2 separate regions of the Homo sapiens genome follow, and region 2 is linked to region 1. Evidence: read pairs that join two places in POLR2A ChIA-PET (ENCODE). Cell type or tissue: PC-9. All regions are shown on one strand.

Region 1 (5,000 bases):
AAGAACTGTGTAGCACCATTGATCACAATGTAACATTTCCATGCTGCATTAAGGGTGTCTCTCTCTAATCATGATTGTACCTGTCTCTTCCTGGGTAAAGGGAGATTTTTTTTTTTAATGTGTAAAGAATTGATGCGAGCCAGGAACATGTCTGTAGTCCCAGCTACTTGGGCACACGCCTGTAGTCCAGGCCACTCGAGCACACACCTGTAGTACCAGCTACTCTGGAGGCTGAGGCAGGAGGATCACTTGAGCCCAGGAGATTAAGACTGTAGTATACTATGATCGTGCCTGTGGCTAGCCACTGTGCTCCAGCCTGGGCAACACCATCGTAAAAATAAATAAATAAATAAATAAATTGGGGAGGACAGCCTCACTGGTATCAGACTTACAGGACCAGATAGACAAGATGGGTATAAGGGGAGCTGAAGTCTGTGTTCATATGAGGAAGAGAAGACCAAGCCCTGGGACTTTGGCTGAATTCCTCCGTGGGGCTGGACGGCAGTGATCTCCTGTTCCCTATGTGTAAACAAAGATTCCAGGGCGTGGTTTTGCACTCCTGTTGTACTCTTTTAGAGGTGGAAAAGAGGTGGATACTGAGATCTAAGAGGAAAGGATAGTCATTCACGTTCTGAGATATGCGCTCTCTCTATTGTTCTCGTACACAAAGGGATAGTCTCTTTTCTGGAGCTGATGTCCCTGCTTGGAGGTTAGCCCCAAAACATGGCTCTTGTATTGTTCTAAGAGAAAAGGCTTTCATTTTGGTTCTTCTGATTGGTGTTACCTACTGCCTAATATGTGTTCATTTTTTGACAGAGAGGCAGACTATTGAAAAAGTCTGTGTGAACAGAGAGCAGTTCATTAAGCCCATTGCTTTCAGTAATGTGGCCTTGACCCCTTCTGCTTCCCCCTTCTCCCATGGAGCATGGCAGGGCTTGGTTATTTAGAGTCCATACATGCAAGCCATTGAGAGACTTGTTTGCTCAAATGCAAGTTTGCTCAAAAACAGGTCCTGAAGGCTTGCTTAGGATTACAGGGATGCTGGGTAAGAACACCGTTCCTCTCTCTCGCTGGAGAAATCCCTGTTTCTCTGACTCCCTTTGTGATCCTCACAGTAATGTATTCTGTGCCACTGTAGGACACAAGGCTCTGGGCCAGTAGAACAGGCAGAGAGGTGACACTGGGCAGCAAGCTGAGAGCTCTTTCTAAATGGAGTGAAGGAATTCAGTGGCCTAGTTTCGCCATTCTCTAATGAGAAACCAAGGCCAGGCTGAAAAGTGCAATTAGATGTGGTGGATTGTGGTAACGGCCTCCAGATAAAGGGGTTATCCCTGTGGAAGTGACTTTTCCCCATTTGATCCCTTTTCAACTCTAAATGGCCAGGCCCAGAACAGAAGAAGGGTTGGGTCTGGAAGGAAGGCTCCAAAGGATGAAAGCTTCTCCCTGATCATAAGGAAGTGCATCTTTATAGAATTGTTGTGCATAATGTCAGTAAATCCCTCTCACTTGACAAGGGACTGGATTCATCTTGCCTTGAGACGGGCCAGTAGTTATCAGTGAGTCAAAGCAAAGTGAAAGTTTCAGGAGATGGGACCAATGGTGCAATGCTCGCCATAACAAAATTCCTTAAAAATAAAAAAGCTAATGTTATAGCAACAAAAAAAGACTGAAGCAAAACCACACTGAAATGCATCCCACTCCAGGAGAGGAATTCTTAGCGTAACACTCTAAATAAATGGAAGGAATCATCACCTTCCTTATTTTACCTCTGCCTTGTTCACCAGGCTGCCCAGTGCTTACCATGCAGAAAGCAGTCAGCTGTACTCTGGAAGTTTCTGTTCTTCTTTCCTGGGGCTTAGGATATTCTGGGAGCTGTCTGAGCCTTGTGCCTAAGGCTTATCAGGTGATATAATCTTCCTGTTCTGGGCTGCTTGCTGGAGGAATAGGAAGTGACATTTATAAGACACAGGCGGTGTGAGCATCCATGTGTGGTCTTGGTCTAAACCAGCTCTTGAACAGGTTAAAGCAAACAGCAATAACAAAACAAAAACTACTGATGCTGAGCGTTTTGATCCTAGTAATATTTCAAATATTGTCCTTCTGCATATGTTCTATCCATATTTGATTCCAATATACATTATTAAGCTTTCTTGGGTACTATTTTGCTGGGGCTCTTGCGTGAAGGTGGTACCTGTCTCATGATCCTTAAAAGAGAGAGGCTTTTTTCATCCAAAGCTGTAGTGTTGGGAACTGGGGTGGGAGAGGCACTTTTTGGAATTCTGAAAGAATCATATCTGTGTATATACATACTGAGTGGGGAAGGATGGGGGTTGGCAGGGGTTGAGGGAGGTGGGAACAAACAGTGAGTATGGGAACAGGCAGTCACCTCGAGTGTGGGAGGTCACCTGGGTCCGTCGTCTTCCTTCTGTATGGTGTTGGGTTTATGTACACACTATAACACTTCCTGTGTGAGTTCATGTACCTGTCTGTGAGTGCTTTGGTGTATTGAGCCTCAGTACACTCCAAGGGCATTAAAGTCAAGAACTAGAACCTGGGTGCTGTGCCTTTCTTTTTTAGAGATGTGCTCTCATCTCTTCTCTGACCCCCACTTTGCCAGCAAATATTTTTTATTTCTGCTTAAAATGTGGTGTGTTTGGGGATGCCCCACACAACAAGACAGGCTTTTCCCTGAGACCAGCAGCTGAATTTCTGCCCTGAAAGGGAGGTGGGCCTCTTGAGGACCCTTCTAGAGTTACTCTAGACTTGTCCCTGTTTCATGTAGGCATGTGCCCACCCCAGCCTAGGCAAAATCTCTGTCCTCTTCTTTTGGGAGTTCTCCAAGGAAAGAAGAGACTGCAGGTGCAGTCACGTGTGTGGCTCACAACCATGTCAGGTAGTTCTAAAATAAATTCCTCCTGTCATATTACCACTTCCTTTTCAATGGGGGAAATAAGTAGCTCTAAATTTATGTAAGCCTCAGTGGTTAAGACCCTTCCTTAAGAAAAATGGACGTAAGTTGCCCTTCCTTTGAAAGCAGAGCTTGACACCTTCCTGGCTAATGAGTGTCCTCATCAAGATGCCCCCTGGAGTCACATCATGGATTAACGCAGAAAGGTGAGTTCTGAGGCTCTGAGTAGCTTCATACCCTCCAACTGCTTCCCTTAAACCTCTGATTATTCTGGCTTTTAAACAAAAGCACTGTATCATCTGTGCCAAATGTATTCCCTGACTAATTACTGAGTACAGTCACATAGTTATAGTACACTAATAATACAGGCTGGAAACTGAAGCTCATAGAAGTATGTAGTTTCCCCAAGAGTGCAGAGCTAGTAAGTGGAAGAGTCAGGATTCAAACCCAGAGCCCCTTTCTGAAATCCTCAGAGGTGTTCAACAGCATGATCCTCCCTTCCTCTTGACAGCTCGTATCCTCCTCCTGAGGTTTAGGGCTTCACTCTACCTGACCTGTGAAGATTTGAAAGCACATATCTAGGACAAGTATTAGAAAGTCTTCATACTTCAGGAAAGGATTTTAGGAAAAAAGGAAAAAAAAAATCTCCCATAGATGTTGTATTAGTCCATTTTCACACTGCTGTAAAGAACTACCTGAGACCGGTTAATTTATAAAGAAAAGAGGTTTAATTGACCCACAGTTCACATCCCTGGGAGGCCTCAGGAAACTTATAATCATGGCAGAAGGCGAAGTTCAGAAGCAAGGCACATCTTATATGGAGGCAGGAGAGAGAGAGAATGGGGAGGCCAGGCATGGTGGCTCATGCCTGTATAATCCCAGCACTTTGGGAGGCCGAGGCAGGCAGATCACGAGGTCAAGAGATTGAGACCATCCTGGCCAACATGGTGAAACCCCATCTCTATTAAAAAACAAAATACAAAAAAATTAGCTGGGCATGGTGGCGTGCACCTGTAGTCCCAGCTACTCGGGAGGCTGAGGCAGGAGAATCACTTGAACTCAGGAGGCAGAGGTTGCAATAAGCCGAGATCATGCCACTGCACTCCAGCCTGGAAACAGAGTGAGACTCCATCCCACAAAAATAAAAAAAGAGTGGGGAAATGCTACACTTTTAAACCATCAGAGCTCGTGAAAACTCACTATCACAAGAACAGCATAGGGGAAATCTACCTCCATGATCCAATCACCTCCCTCCAGGTCCCTCCCCTGACAAGTGGGGATTACAGTTCAACATGAGATTTGGGTGGGGACACAGAGCCAAACCATATCAAATGTGTAGTCCTTATGTAGCCCCTGTGTTAAGGGGGTAGATGGGGCTCCCGATTTACTGACCTTCTTAGTGAGGGACACATATCCGCTAGGTGAAGGAGGCCCTGTTCACAGGATGATGTATGGAGTATGACAGAGTAGGTGAGTCATGGCTCCTTGGCTAGACCCCAAGGGTGGGATGATCTGGAACCACCTGAGTTAATGACACTCCTGAAGCCTTGCAGGTATCCCTGCATAGACAAGCTGGATAGCCTACTTCCAACATCAAAAGCATAACAGAATGGGAGACTCCTTAGTGTAGTTCAGGGGATGCCATGTGCCTGGCTTGGGACTCATGGCCCTTGGACTTAGATCTCTATACTGCCAAGTGTCCCGTCTTCATTCTTGTGTAGATGACCTCTTCACTACTTAATTTTGGTTTGTTGAACTTATAGCCTGTTCCCTTAGCTTTTATTTACTTACCTTTAGCTTTCTTTTAATTCCTTACCACATTGTTTTTCCTATCATGTACTTTAGCTTAATTTCTCTGTTTTTTAAACATAATTTTAAACTTTCTTTCTTTCTTTCTTTTTTTTTTTTTTGAGACAGTCTTGCTCTGTTGCCCAGGCTGCAGTGTAGTGGTGCAATCTCAGCTCACTACATCCTCCACCAGCTGGGTTCAAGCAATCCTCCTTCGTCAGCCTCCCAAGTAGCTGGGATTACAGACGCGCCACCAAGCCTGGCTAATTTTTGTATTTTTAGTAGAGATGGGGTTTCACCATAT
Region 2 (5,000 bases), 600 kb before region 1:
AGACGGAGTCTTGCTCTGTCGCCCAGGCTGTAGTGCAGTGGCGCGATCTCGGTTCGCTGCAGCCTCTGCCTCCCGGGTTCAAGCAATTCCCTGCCTCAGCCTCCCAAGTAGCTGGGATTACAGGCACCCGCCACCATGCCCGGCTGATTTTTGTATTTTTTATTAGAGACAGGGTTTCACCATCTTGGCCAGGCTGGTCTTGACCTCCTGACCTCGTGATCCACCTGCCTCAGCCTCCCAAAGTGATGGGATTACAGGCATGAGCCACCGTGCCCGGCCACCTGGCTAATTTTCTTTTTTTCTTTTTTCTTTTTTTGAGACGGAGTCTGGCTCTGTCACCCAGGCTGGAGTGCAGTGGCGCAATCTCGGCTCACTGCAAGCTCTGCCTCCCAGGTTCACGCCATTCTCCTGCCTCAGCCTCCCGAGTAGCTGGGACTACAGGCGCCGGCCACCCTGCCCGGCTATTTTTTTTTTTTTTTTTAGTAGAGACGGGGTTTCACCGTGTTAGCCAGGATGGTCTCGATCTCATGACCTCGTGATCCGCCCACCTCGGCCTCTCAAAGTGCTGGGATTACAGACGTGAGCCACCGCTTCTGGCCCCCTCTGGCTAATTTTCTAAAAAAAAATTATTTGCTGTCCAAAGGGTCAGCTAGAATTTTTCTTTTATTTTTTTGTAGAGATGGGAGAGTCTCTATGTTGCCCAGGCTGGTCTTGAACTCCTGGCCTCAAGTGATCCTCCCACCTCCACCTCCCAAAGTGCTGGGATTACAGGTGTGAGCCACCGCAATGGCCTTTGTTCCCTCCTTTGTAAATAATAAATGTGTTAGATAATCCTCATAAAGTGCCTGGCACTTTATTAATTACTGTGGCAGTACAACCATGACTCTCTGTGAAGTAGATTCCTTTATTATTGACATTTTATAATTGAAGAAACTGAGGCAGTCTTGGAGAGATTATGATTTACCAAAAGTCACTCATCTAGGAACTTGTCCGGTGGGTATTGAACCCCAGTCAATCTGAACAAACACAACAGATGCATTAACTAGAGACTGGTGAGTGGATGAATAAAATGTACTACATTTGTACAATGGAAAACTATTTAAAAATAAAAAGGAGGCCAGGCTTGGTCCCAATACTTTGGGAGGCGGGGGCAGGATTTCTTGAGACCAGGAGTTCCAGACCAGCCTGGGCAACATAGCCAGACCCCCTATCTACAAAAAGTTAGCCAGGTGTGTGGTGGTGAGCACTTGTAGTCTCAGGTACTGGGGAGGCTGAGGTGGAAGAATCACTTCAGTCGGGAGGTCGAGGCTGCAGGGAGCTATGATCATATCACTGCATTCCAGCCTACAGAGTGAGAGACCTTGTTGCAAAAAATACATATAGATAGATGGATAGATACATGCTACAACATGGATAACCTCCCAAAACATGACGCTATTAATAAGTGAAAGACGCCACACACAAAATAATACATATCACCTGGCCACGTGGCTCATGCCTATAATCCTAGCACTTCAGGAAGCCAAGGCGGGTGGTTCATCTGAGATCAGGAGTTCAAGACCAGCCTGGCCAACATGGTGAAACTCCATCTCTACTGAAAATACAAAAATTGCCAGGCACAGTGGCTCACGCCTGTAATCCCAGCACTTTGGGAGGCCGAGACAGGCAGATCATGAGGTCAGGAGTTCGAGACCAGCCTGGCCGACATAGTGAAACCCCGTCTCTGCTAAAAAAACAAAAATTAGCCGGGCATGGTGGCAGGCGCCTGTAATCCTAGCTACTTAGGAGGCTGAGGCAGGAAAATTGCTTGAACCCGGGAGGCAGAGGTTGTGGTGAGCCAAGATTATGCCACGGCACTCCAGCCTGGGCGACAGAGCAAGACTCCTTCTAAAAATATATATACATACCGTATGATTCACTTTATATAGAATGTCCAAGAAGAGGCCAATCTATGGATACAGAAAGAAGGCTAGGAGAGGGGTTGGGTGCAGGGATGGGCAGTGACTGCTAATAGATATGGAGCTTCTCTTTGGGAAACGAAAATGTCCTAAAAGTATTATGGATGGCGGTGGTGGTTGCACAACCCTGTGAATATACTGAAAACATTGAGTTGTACACTTTAAATGGCAAATTGTACAGCATATGAATCCTATATTAATAAAGCTGTTAAACATTTTTTACTCGGCTGAGCATGGCGGCCCACACCTGTAATCCCAGCACTCTGGAAGATGAAGGCAGGTGGATCGCTTGAGCCCAGTTTGAGACCAGCCTGAGCAACGTGGCAAAACCTCATCTTTACGAAAAAAAAGAAATTAACCAGCGCAGTGGCTCGCACCTGTAACCCCAGCTACTCAGGAGGCTGAGGCAGGAGAATCGCCTGAACCCAGGAGGCAGAGGTTGCAGATCGCGCCACTGCACTCCAGCCTGGGTGACAGAGCAAGACTCCATCGCAAAACAATAACAACGGCCAGGCGCGGTGGCTCACACCTGTAATCCCAGCACTTTGGGAGGCCGAGGAGGGCAGACCACAAGGTCAAGAGATCGAGACCATCCTGGCCAACATGGTGAAACCCTGTCTCTATTAAAAGTATAAAAATTAGCTGGGCGTGGTGGCGGTCGCCTGTAGTCTCAGCTACTTGGGAGGCTGAGGCAGGAGAATCGCTTGAACCCAGGAGGCAGAGGTTGCAGTGAGCCGAGATCACGCCATTGCACTCCAGCCTGGGCGACAGAGCGAGATGCCGTCTCAAAAAAAATAAAAATAAAAAATTAAAAAACAACAACAACAACAACAAAGTGCATAAAATGCCACCCAGATCTAGCTGGCCTGGTTAGTGTGGAGAATTCCCTGTACCTTCGTTGAGAAAATGGGGCCCCACAAAGAAATGCTAAAGCTCCTCCTTGTGTTATTCATTCAACAAGTATGTAGCCATGGCCCATCGGGGGCTGATGATACAAATGTGACTAACACACACCCTCTGCACTGGCTAGCTGACAGCGTAGTTGGGGAGCCAGCTCTGGACATAAATAACCACAATGCATTGTGTTTTGACGCGATGGGGCAGGGGAGGGAATGACTAATGAGGCGGAGAGGCGTCCCAAAACCATGGGCCTTTGAAGTGGGTGAGGGGAAAAGCACATGAGGCCGAGGGATTAGGTATGGGCTTCAGTGGAAAAGAGCAGTGCCTCTGACAGCCCCCATGATAAAATGGCTCAGGTGTGACTTAGAGTAGGGAGTTAGCTGGGTGTTCAAATGGTACCCAGGAGGCCGGGCGCAGTGGCTCACACCTGTCATCCCATCATTTCAGGAGGCCAAGGTGGGTGGATCACTTGAGTCCAGGAGTTCAAGACCAGCCTGGCCAACATGGTGAAACCCCATCTCTACTAAAAATACAAAAATTAGCCGGGCATGGTGGCTGGCACCCGTAATCCCAGCTACTCAGGAGGCTGAAGTAGGAGAACCGCTTGAGCCTGGGAAGCAAAGGCTGCAGTGAGCCAAGTAAAAGTTCTTTTTACTGTCTGCACCTCTGGCCCTGAATAGTCGCTGATCACCATGACAATTAAGGGTATGGGCCTTGAGATGCAAAGAAAAGATTATCCTGGATTTTCTACATGGTATCAACCTAATCACAGGGGTCATTAAAAGCATAGAATCATTCTCAGCTAATGTCAGAACCCAAGGGAGGTGTGGCTAGGGAAGAATGGTCTGAGAGATGCAATGTTCCTGCCTTTGATGGTAGAGGAAGAGACCATGAGCCAAGAAGTGTAGGTAACCTCTAGAAGCTGAAAAAGGCAAGAAAACAGATTCTCCTCTGAAGCTTCCAGAAAGGACTGCAGCCCTACCAACACCTTGATTTTAGCCCAGTGAGACTCATGTAGGACTTCTGTATTAGTCCGTTCTCACACTTCAATAAAGAAATACCTGAAGGCCAGGCACAGTGGCTCACATCTGTAATCCCAGCATGTTGGGAGGCCACGGCGGGCAGATCACGAGGTCAAGAGTTTAAGACCAGCCTGGCCAACATGATGAAACCCCATCTCTACTAAAAAAAAAAAAAAAAATCCAAAAAAATTAGCTGGGCATGGTGGCGCACACCTGAAATTCCAGCTACTGGGGAGGCTGAGGCAGGAGAATTGCCTGAACCCAGGAGGTGGAGTTTGCAGTGACCTGAGATTGCGCCACTGCACTCCAGCCTAGGCGACACACACACACACACAAAAGTAAAGAGAAAAAGAGAAATACCTGAGACTAGGTAATTTATAAAGAAAGATTGTTTAATTAGCCTACAGTTCCAACGGCTCTAGAGGAAGCATGGCAGCATCTGCTTCTGGGGAGGCCTCAGGGATCTTCTACTCATGGCGGAAGGCAAGGGGGAGCAGGAGCAAGAGAGGAGGGGAGGAGCTACATACTTTTTTGTTATTATTTTATTTCTCTATTTTCTTTGAGACGGAGTCTCCCTCTGTCACCCAGGCTAGAGTGCAGTTGCACGATCTCGGCTCACTGCAACCTCCACCTCCCAGGTTCAAGCGATTCTCCTGCCTCAGCCTCCTGATGGACTGGGATTACAAGCGTGCACCACCACACCCAGCTAATTTTTGGTAGAGACAGGATTTCACCATGTTGGCCAGGCTAGTCTCGAACTCCTGACCTCATGATCTGCCTGCCTTAGCCCCCCAAAGTGCTGGGATTACAGACGTAAGCCACCACGCCTGGCCTTATTTAATTTTTTTGAGACCGAGTCTCACTCCAGCCCAGGCTGGAGTGCAATGGCGCAATCTTGACTCACTGCAACCTTCACCTCCTGGGTTCAAGTGGCTCTCCTGTCTCAGCCTCCCGAGTAGCTGGGATTACAGGCACGCACAAGCACACCCGGCTAATTTTTGTATATTTAGTAGAGACAGGGTTTTACCATGTTGGCCAGGCTGGTCTCCAACTCCTGGCCTCAGGTGATCTGCCCACCCCGGCCTCCCAAAGTGCTGGGATTACAGGCATCAGCCACCAT

The links. ChIA-PET counts read pairs that join two places held together with the same protein. Peaks named below come from ENCODE experiments on the same cell type or tissue, not always from the same donor. Only the 100,000 strongest peaks of a DNase experiment are listed, where the experiment ranks them.
Region 2: POLR2A ChIA-PET joins it to region 1 with 11 read pairs; 4 of 35 experiments call an interaction of 5 or more read pairs at or near these places.

Annotation. Positions count from the first base shown.
Region 1 is chr7:66,640,498-66,645,497 of GRCh38, forward strand. KCTD7 (potassium channel tetramerization domain containing 7) reads left to right here. Exons shown (of 4, transcript NM_153033.5): 4 at 1-2,550. Among named protein-coding and RNA genes, the nearest start is that of KCTD7, 14 kb to the left of the region's middle. In PC-9, no CTCF peak of the experiment used is centred here; no DNase peak of the experiment used is centred here.
Region 2 is chr7:66,044,637-66,049,636 of GRCh38, forward strand. No RefSeq gene overlaps it. Among named protein-coding and RNA genes, the nearest start is that of ASL, 29 kb to the right of the region's middle. In PC-9, no CTCF peak of the experiment used is centred here; a DNase peak (open chromatin) is centred at 2,955; H3K4me3 peaks cover 301 bases; H3K27ac peaks cover 974 bases.